Linked DNA regions of Homo sapiens: region 1 is linked to region 2. A link is an interaction called in ENCODE POLR2A ChIA-PET data of the cell type or tissue named here. Cell type or tissue: PC-3. All regions are shown on one strand. Links, peaks and the distances in the headings refer to the core of each region. The heading gives the core; the rest is flanking DNA. Region 1 overlaps LIFR-AS1 (LIFR antisense RNA 1). Region 2 overlaps OSMR-DT (OSMR divergent transcript).

The links. ChIA-PET counts read pairs that join two places held together with the same protein. Peaks named below come from ENCODE experiments on the same cell type or tissue, not always from the same donor. Only the 100,000 strongest peaks of a DNase experiment are listed, where the experiment ranks them.
Region 1: POLR2A ChIA-PET joins it to region 2 with 5 read pairs; 2 of 35 experiments call an interaction of 5 or more read pairs at or near these places.

What each region holds. Positions count from the first base shown.
Region 1 is chr5:38,606,924-38,611,316 of GRCh38, forward strand. All of the region lies in intron 2 of LIFR-AS1 (LIFR antisense RNA 1), which reads left to right. It also overlaps a transcript of LIFR not described here. Among named protein-coding and RNA genes, the nearest start is that of MIR3650, 52 kb to the left of the region's middle. In PC-3, for the core only: no CTCF peak of the experiment used is centred there; no DNase peak of the experiment used is centred there.
Region 2 is chr5:38,753,440-38,757,832 of GRCh38, forward strand. All of the region lies in intron 2 of OSMR-DT (OSMR divergent transcript), which reads right to left. Among named protein-coding and RNA genes, the nearest start is that of LINC01265, 35 kb to the left of the region's middle. In PC-3, for the core only: a CTCF peak has its summit at 1,831 (motif pointing left); DNase peaks (open chromatin) are centred at 1,962 and 2,862; H3K27ac peaks cover 2,525 bases.

The sequences.
Region 1 (4,393 bases), core at 148-4,147, 150 kb before region 2:
ATTAATTAGTATTTATTATAAAAGTTAAACTGATATGCAACATTTGTTTTTAAACAAAAAAAAATTAATAGCAAGTCTCTTTCCTTCTTCACCTTTTCCATCCCCACTAGTTCCTAAAGTCTTAGGGAACATCAAAAATCATCTGTTCATTTGTAAACATATTTTTTAAAAATAGTATTTAGAAATGAGATTATACACTGTTTGGTATCTTCTTTGGATTATTTAACATTTATCTAAGCTATTTTAAATCCAAGCACTCATTCTTAGAATCGTCTTATATTTGTTGGGATGTTTTGGTTGAAAGTCTACTGATGGCACTTACAGCTCAGGGTCACAGCCTGTATGTATAACCAGAGCCTGTGGGCTCATTGTGCCTCGCATTTTCATCTAAGAAAGGTCCTTATCATATTCTATGTGCATCAGATACCTCCTCAGATCAGAGCAGGGGTCTGTGGCTAGAATTATAAAATCTTTTTTGTCTATCTGGGCTTTTTCAAAACAAAGCCTTCAATATTCAACATAGCTCTCAAACTCCCATCTTCACTCCCAGCCTTCTGTTTTGCTCTCTCTCTCACTCTCTCTCATATGCACTCTCTCTCTCTCTCTCTCTCTCTGTCATTCACAAGCTTTCCTTTCTCGAACCCTATTGAAAATTACCATGCATTCCTCCTTCTAGCAGAATAGAACGTCTTGCACAAGAGGAGTGGAACAGCGGTCAGAGCATTACAGCTGACTCATCTTGACCAGAGAAGGTTACAGCTGGAGGCCCCAGAGATTGCCCACTTCCCCCCTCCATTTGACAGCAAGGGAAACAATGGCCAGAGAGGATCTGGAACTTTCTCTCAATTTCAGTGAAGGCCAGAGGTAAAATCAGGATTGTCTGAAGACAAGTAAGGTCAGGTGCATAGGGTTATATGTAGGAGTATAGTTAACAGGTGTCAGAAACTTGGATTTAATTTAGAGGTGGTTAGGACATGCATAATATTTTTCAACTATGCGTGAAATCTGGGATTCTGCATTTATTTAAAATATAGGATTGTCCATTAATTCTTTCTCTTGAGAGGGCGCTTCTTTCAGAAATGATCTAGGCACTTACAAACATTTTAAAAATATATACACGTGAGATCATACTTTCATAGTGATATAAGCATCATTGCTCATATCCCTAATGAACAGATGGGGAAAAGGAGGTAGAGACAGAGAGAGAGACAGAGAGTCAGCAACTCACCACAAGAATCTCCTGGTTGCCTGTCTGGGCTTCTGTCAGCTCCATTTAGTTGAATTTCTATTCAATATTATTACTGAGGTCTTATACTTAAGAACATGTTCTTTGGGTTTCCTGCTTATCTCCAAGCTGAAGAATTTATTTTCTTCTATTTGCTTTTCCAATCTTCAGCTTCCATGACCTTAAAAAAAAAAGTACACAAACTGAGCTGGTCTAAGAGCAGCCTGTTTGCAACCTGATATGAGACCTGGAATGCAACCAGATAAACCTTGGTGTAGGGTTCTCTAAACACATTCAACATTTTTTCCAAGAGGCAATCGGTTTATTTCCTTTGAAATGCTTGATGATGAATTAACAGTACATTTTCGAAACTATTGAAAGAGCAGAGGTAAAATGGTAGTTATACATGTCGGAATGGGAAATAGAGAACTATGGAATTTATCTTACTTTGAAGCTTAAACCCCTTTTAATATTCCTTGTATTTAGCCACATGTATTTTTAAGGTGGAAATTAGTTAATGGAATATTCTCATAGTCCATACTTTTTATTAAGGTTGATGTTTGATGAACCAGATAATGTCTACTCACTTTCTGCTTTAAAGTTTATAATTCTTGATAAAAGGAAAAGTGGTGAATTATGTGAGCCAACCCTGGAAAGTATTTCCGTATTGAGTTTTGTTTGTTTCAAAGAACCTACTGTACATATGCAAAAAAATATGTCTTATCAATTGTTTTACCAAAGCCATGAGTCCCCTTGTCAGTGTAGACAGAATCAGTTGTCTTTCTGTATGAGAATATCATGGAAAAGCACAGATGTAACAAGCGTTCCTTCCAAACCTAAGTGGTAGAATTATGTGACTTAAACTGTGGAGTCAGGACTAATCTCACAGGCTTTCAAAATTGCTCCCTCTTATCTCTTTAACCTCCCTTTCCTCTTTTATCTAAGGAGGGAGAGTGAAATAAGTAAATAATCCTGGATTTGTGAGAGTGGAAGGAAAGGTATTATGACTTTTAAGGTCCTATTTTAATACCTTTGACTAATGAGACATTAATTACAGTGTTGAATAAATCTTGAGATGATTTCAAAGCAAAGCCTGCTCTTTTTTCCTTCCACTGATTTAATATCTAGGGAGTTCCATCCTATGAAGGGCAGTTTCTTCTCATTAGCTATCTTCAACAGTCCGGGCCAAATAGGACATTTGAGTCCTTTTAAAGCGGCCTTCAAGTCCCCTCTCAGCCCTTTTAAATGCTGCCTTGTCAGTTCATGTCCAGCAGCCCTAAGCAGAGTTCAGTCAACATCTTCCCTCTCCTCCAAGTCTTTGCAAATGCTCTTCTCCTCCTGGCTGCCTGGCATTGCTGCTTAACCCAGAGACTTAAAGTCTCTCCCACTGCCCGCTTGCTGAGCCACAGTCACAATCATGACCTTCAGAGTTTCTCTTGCTGCCTGGGCCCAAACTGCCATCTCCACCAATGTCTTCACCAGCACCACCATCCTTGCCGCCTGTTGCCAATACTCACAAAAGCCACAGCCTAACAGTCACCACTAAATTCTTCATCAGAGCTTCTGCTGTTAGCTCTAGGACAACGGTTCTCACCCAGGGGCCATTTTCTACCCACTCCCCTCAGTCCCAGGGAACATTTGGCAACGTCTGTACACATTTTTTCGTTGTCACAACTTGGGGAGGTGAATGCCACTGGCATCCAGTGTGTCAAAGGCAAGAAAGCTGCTTAAGAATTTACAATACACAGGAGGACCTCCATAACAAAGGCTTACCCAGCCCCAGATGTCAACAGTGCTGAGGTGGAAAACCTTGCTCTAGGAGTTAGTGGAGGCCTTTATTCTCTTTCTGTACCTTTGGCAAAAAAACAAAGATAGAAGAAAACAAAACACAATCTGTCCTCCAGGCACACAGCTAGAACCCTCTGTTCTCTTCCCTACTTCTCAGTTTAGGATTGGAGAGAAAACAAGTGGGATTTTGTAGAACCTGCCTTTTCATTTATGGCGTGGGTCCTCCCTCATCTGGGCAGAGGCTGGGACAGACAGGCTCTGTCTGAACAGAAGAACCCATTTACGCCAGAGGTTCTCAACACTGGCTGCACATTAGATTCATAACATCTAACATTTTAAAAATACTGAAAATACAGATATTCAGAATTCAAATGGAATTGGCCTGTGATGAGGCCTGGGTGATACCTTTTAAAAACTCTCTGGGCTGGGCACAGTGGCTCACCCCTGTCATCCCTGCCCTTTGGGAGGCTGAGTGGGGCGGATCACTAGAGGCCAGGAGTTTGAGACCAACCTGGCCACCATGGTGAAACCCTGTCTCTCCTAATAATACAAAAATTAGCCGGGCATGGTGGCATGCTCTTCTAGTCCCAGCTACTTGGAAGGCTGAGGCACAAGAATTGCTTGAACCCGGAAGGTGGAGGTTGCAGTGAGCCAAGATTGTGCCACTGCACTCTAGCCTGGGCAACAGAGTCAAAATGTGTCTCAAACAAAACAAAACACTCTCTAGATCATACTGACACGCAGCCAGAGCTAATAACCCCTTGGACCGGTCACCCACGCAGCGGGGAAGAGAACAGATACCCCTGAAGAACTGAATGAAGTTATTCTTCCAGGATCTTTTTAGTGCTAAAAAACATCTCATCTTCCAGTAGGAGGGAAGTCATTTAACTGTGTGGTCAGCATGGGTCATCTGGGCAGATACAGATTATTTCAGATTATTTGATGTTCTTAACTGGAGTCTTTCTATGGCTTGAATTGAAGCTTATTTTTAATAATAAAAAAGTTTTAATATTTATCAAAATCAGGAAAAGAGGGTAAATTAGATTAAAAGCCATCCTCATAATTAAGCACTCTATGCTAGCTATTTATTTGTCTTAGAAAAAAATGATTCTTTCCTCTTTTAGAAAGATACAATAATTCTAAATTAAAGCTTCGAGATAAATTATGACTTATGAAGAATAATGGGATAGTATCATAAATAAAAAACATTGTCTGCATGAAATATGACCACTCTAATTCTGTACATTTCCTCCCCATTTCAATACAATGAAGTTTTTACAAGGCAAATTAATCTAGCATTAACCTTGAAATGATTACCCTACCTTACTGATGAAACTGATAAAACAAAAATACTTTTAATGCTAAAGAATCTTGTTAAAT
Region 2 (4,393 bases), core at 172-4,171:
CATTATCTTCAGTTAGAATCTAGGCTGATTTATCCAGAATGTCTCTGGGTTTTCAGTTTCCCTTTTTTCTTTTTTTTTTTTTTTTGAGTCTGGCTCTTTCGCCCAGGCTGGAGTGTGCAGTGGCGTGTTCTCGGCTCACTGCAAGGTCTGCCTCCCGGGTTCATGCCATTCTCCTGCCTCAGCCTCTCAAGTAGCTGGGACCACAGATGCCTGCCACCACGCTCAGCTAATTTTTGTATTTTTAGTAGAGATGGGGTTTCACCGTGTTAGCCAGCATGGTCTCGAACTCCTGACCTAATGATCCGCCCACCTCGGCCTCCCAAAGTGCTGGGATTACAGGCGTGAGCCACCGCGCCCAGCCCTGTTTTCTCAAATATAAGCAAGAGTTTCCAATTAACTTCACAAAAATATTTTCAGAATCAATAATATGACATTGGCTGGGAATTGTAAATGTTCTGAAAGAAATCTACAGTCTCCAGGAACCACACTCATTCAGTCTGGGTTCCTCCTTGCCAGGCTAGACCACAAGGAATTGGGGCCACATGAAAATAGTAGAAGGTGGTTTGGCTGCAGATGCACAATCCAGCTTTATCTGGGCCAGAGAATAAAAGGAGCTGACAAAGCAGAGGGGAGTGTGGAGGCTCGTCGTTCCTCTCTGGAGTCAAAACTCCCCAAGCCACACCAAGTGCAGGTGCTAAAGGCTCTGGAAGGGTAGACAGACAGGTCTCTTTACTGTGGCATTTGTACGGATACAGAAAAAAAATGCCTTGAAAATAGGGATGGACCTGAGGAATGGTCCACCATCTGACTTAATAACTAGCTTAATGATGTGGCTGGACCTGCACGAATTGAGCTGGCACCATGGCTTGATCACCTACACAAGCAGCACTGAATTTGGAAGATGAGAGTGTTCTGGTGAGAGTGTATAGAAGGTGAAATTACAAGGATGACTAATAAGACAGGTGGATTTTATGGCTGCAAAGAGGCCCTTAGAAGTGAGCACTCAGGCAATGTGCTACTTCACTACTTAGCTACATAAGACTGAACAACCCAATCCAGCAGATGAAAACATTAAGCGCACCTCTGACGTGTCCCTAGCTGCTGTTATCTCACCTTATCCTCACACCTTGTGCTTGCCAGAGCCTCTTCCTCCTCCTCCTCCTGCATGCTCCATGGAACCACTACTTTCCCAGACGCCCCCAAGCCAAATTCCTCAGCATCATTCTTGACTCCTCCCTCTTTCTCTCATTTCCCACTTCTAATTAATTGCCAAGTCCTGCCAATTCTACTTCCTAAATATTTCTCAAGTCCTCTACTCCTTACATCTCCACTTTTACCAGCAGAGTGGGAGCCACCGTTATCTCTCGCCTCCTCCGCTGCTATAGACTTCTCATTGGTTTTTCTGTTTCCATTCTTGTTGTCCTTGAGACAAGGTGATCTTTTGGAAACACAAACCTGACAGAGCTACTTCTCCACGGAAAACCTTCTAATAACTTCCCATGTGTTTTTCTTAAAAATTAGAGAGTAATATCCATTTCCCATGTTTTTTCTTTAAAGAGGAATATCCATGCAGTGAAAATAACTCTTTTGAATGCATAATTACGTAAATTTTGACAAACACACAGTCAGGTAATCACAGCATTAAAAATATAGAACAGTTCTTTTTGGTGATTAAGAATAGAGCTTTTATAAGCATTCTCATAGAATGTTTTGTGGAATGTTAAGTTTACATTTTACTTAAGTAAATACCTAGGAGTGGCATTTCTAGGTGTACAGTAAAGACAGATTTAACTTGATAAGAAAATGCAGAAATGTTTTCCAACATAGCTGTACCATTTTGCATCCCTCTGCTGGTGGGATAAAGTTCAAACTCCTTCTCAGGTCTTCCAGGGCTCTCTACTCCAGCCCTCTGGCTCCCCACTCACAGCCCTCTCCCTTACTCCACCCTTTCCACGCTTTGTCACCGACCACACTCAACTTCTTTTGCTGCTGTGAACAAGCTCTTACTCATCTCCAGGACTCCCCACATGCTGTGTTTTCTGCCCAAAATATTTTGTATTCCCTTCTTTGCCTAAATAACTTCTTTATCTGGCCAATTTGTTGGCTTAAACATCTCCTTTGCTAGGAAGCTTTCCCTTAACCTAAATTAGGTTCCCCTGTGTGTTTCCTTCCTTCATTCATTCAGCAAATGTCTGATGAATAAACCCAGGATCTAGGCTCTGATCTGGCACTGGAGTTGGGGCAGTGAACAAAGTAGACAAAAGTACAGGCTCTCATGGGGCTTACAGTCCAGTGGAGCAGATGGACAATGAACAATAACAACAACAAAACAAACATGCACTAGAATGTCAGGTGGTGGCGAGTGCTATAAAATATAAAGCAGAGTCACAGGGAAGACTAGTGAAGGACTTGGGGCTGCTGTTTTAGACTAGGACTGTTGAGAGGACATCGTAAAGGAGCAGCCCTGAAAATATCTGGTGAAAGGTTATTTCAGCAGAGTAAACAGCAAAGACAAAAAAGAGATTGGCATGAAGAGGATGGTGTGCTCAGGAGGTAGCTCGGAGTCCAGTGTGGCGAGAACACCATAAGCCATGAGACAAGGGAAGAAGACAAGACGAGCAAGGGTCCAGGGTCTGATCGCAAGTCGCTTCAGTGGCACTCTACACCCCCAACACCGCTCTTTCACCCTGCATGCTTACTGCTTTCTACATTGTCTGTCTTCCCCTCTCCATGGTGTACTCTTTGAGACCCAGGGCTGTGTTTATTCTGCTCATTACTGATTTCAAGCATGTGACATGTTAGATTCTTAGTAAATATTTGAATGACTAAGTGACTGAATGGAGTAACTCAACAACACTGAGTTTATTGATTCAATGACAAATCTCTGAGAAGATGGCATGAGCCCATATCACCAATAGAGAAGAAGAGGCTCAGATTGCATAAATTACTTTCCCAAAGGGAGAGGTGAGTTGTGTGGCTGAAATTCAGCTTCTTTGTGATCAAAGCTCTCTCTCACAATACCAATATCGGCATTGCCTGTCCTAAACCAAGAGGTAAGGTACAGACTCTAGCATCCAAACATCTCTCAGCCCATTCTCATTCTCTATCCCTCTGCTGACTGAATTTGAAATACTATCTGTCATGGACTGAATGTTGTATCCCCATCAAATTCACACGCTGAAACTCTACCCCCAAATGTGATGGCATTAAGGAAGTTGGGACTACGGGACATAATTCGACTTAGATGAGGTCATGAGAGTAGGGCCCATATGAATTGGATCAGTGTCTTTATAAGAGTCCTAAGGGAGCTTGCCACGGGAGCACACAAGGAGAAGTCAGCAGCCTGCACCCCAGAAGAGGGCCCTCACCAGACCCCACCCCCCGGCTCCCTGATCTCAGACTTCCAGCCTCCAGAATGAATGGAAATAAATTTCTGTTATTTTACAAGCCACCCTGTCTATGGTACTTCATTGTGGCAGCCAGAATGGCCTAAGACACCATATCTGAGCCATCCATTAGGGAAGTAGTTGATGGGGGGCAGCAACCCAGGAGCCCACAGATGTTTTTATACTTGACACACAGAATGATTTTTAAAAACTGGGAAACATCATCTTAAGAAAATCAACATTTGTGGCCTATCTGAAATATCTGAATATGTGGCAATGCAGAGTTCACTGTGTCTCATGGAAAAACCCAATGAGTTGAATATTTACTGTCCCTTGATGGAGGGTAGATCTCTCTAATGGCCTTCGATGCTTTTTCCTGGTCCACTTCACTTGTTTAGGTCACTTGCTTGTAGGGTGATAAAGTGTGCTTTAATCCCCTACAGCAAATGGACTCAGTGTCTCTGATTTGGGGCTTTGGAGACCGGGGCCAATCTACTTGTGTATTTCCCTTTCCTGCACACTTAAGTACTTGAATTAAGAACAGAATGACTGTCTAGAGAAGCCTTGAAATCAGCAAATCAGGAAACAAAGGTGATGCCCCAAAGAGTTGTATGCAGCAGAGGAGATCGTAAGAGGAAAACAGGCAAGGCAGTGGTGAAGGCTGTGTTCCCTCCACCCAGCTCAGCATGTGGGCCTTAGGTTCTTACCTGGGCAAAAGGCCCACATGGCTTCAGTGCCAGCTGGCTGAGCCCCTGCTTCTCCCTTGATGACTTAACTCAGCACTCCAGCCATCCAACACCATTTAGGCTACTGTTCTATTCCAGTTGTTTATTACAGATATCTATGCATACCAGGCAGTACTGATTCAAGAGTAGTCTGGCTTGGGGGAACTCTGGAAGAGAACTGGAAGGAATTCTCCATGCCAGGTTATGTAATCCAGGGTCTACCACAAATCCTGGCACACAGTTGCTAAATACTTTCTGAAAATGAATGAACTTTGGGGAAGT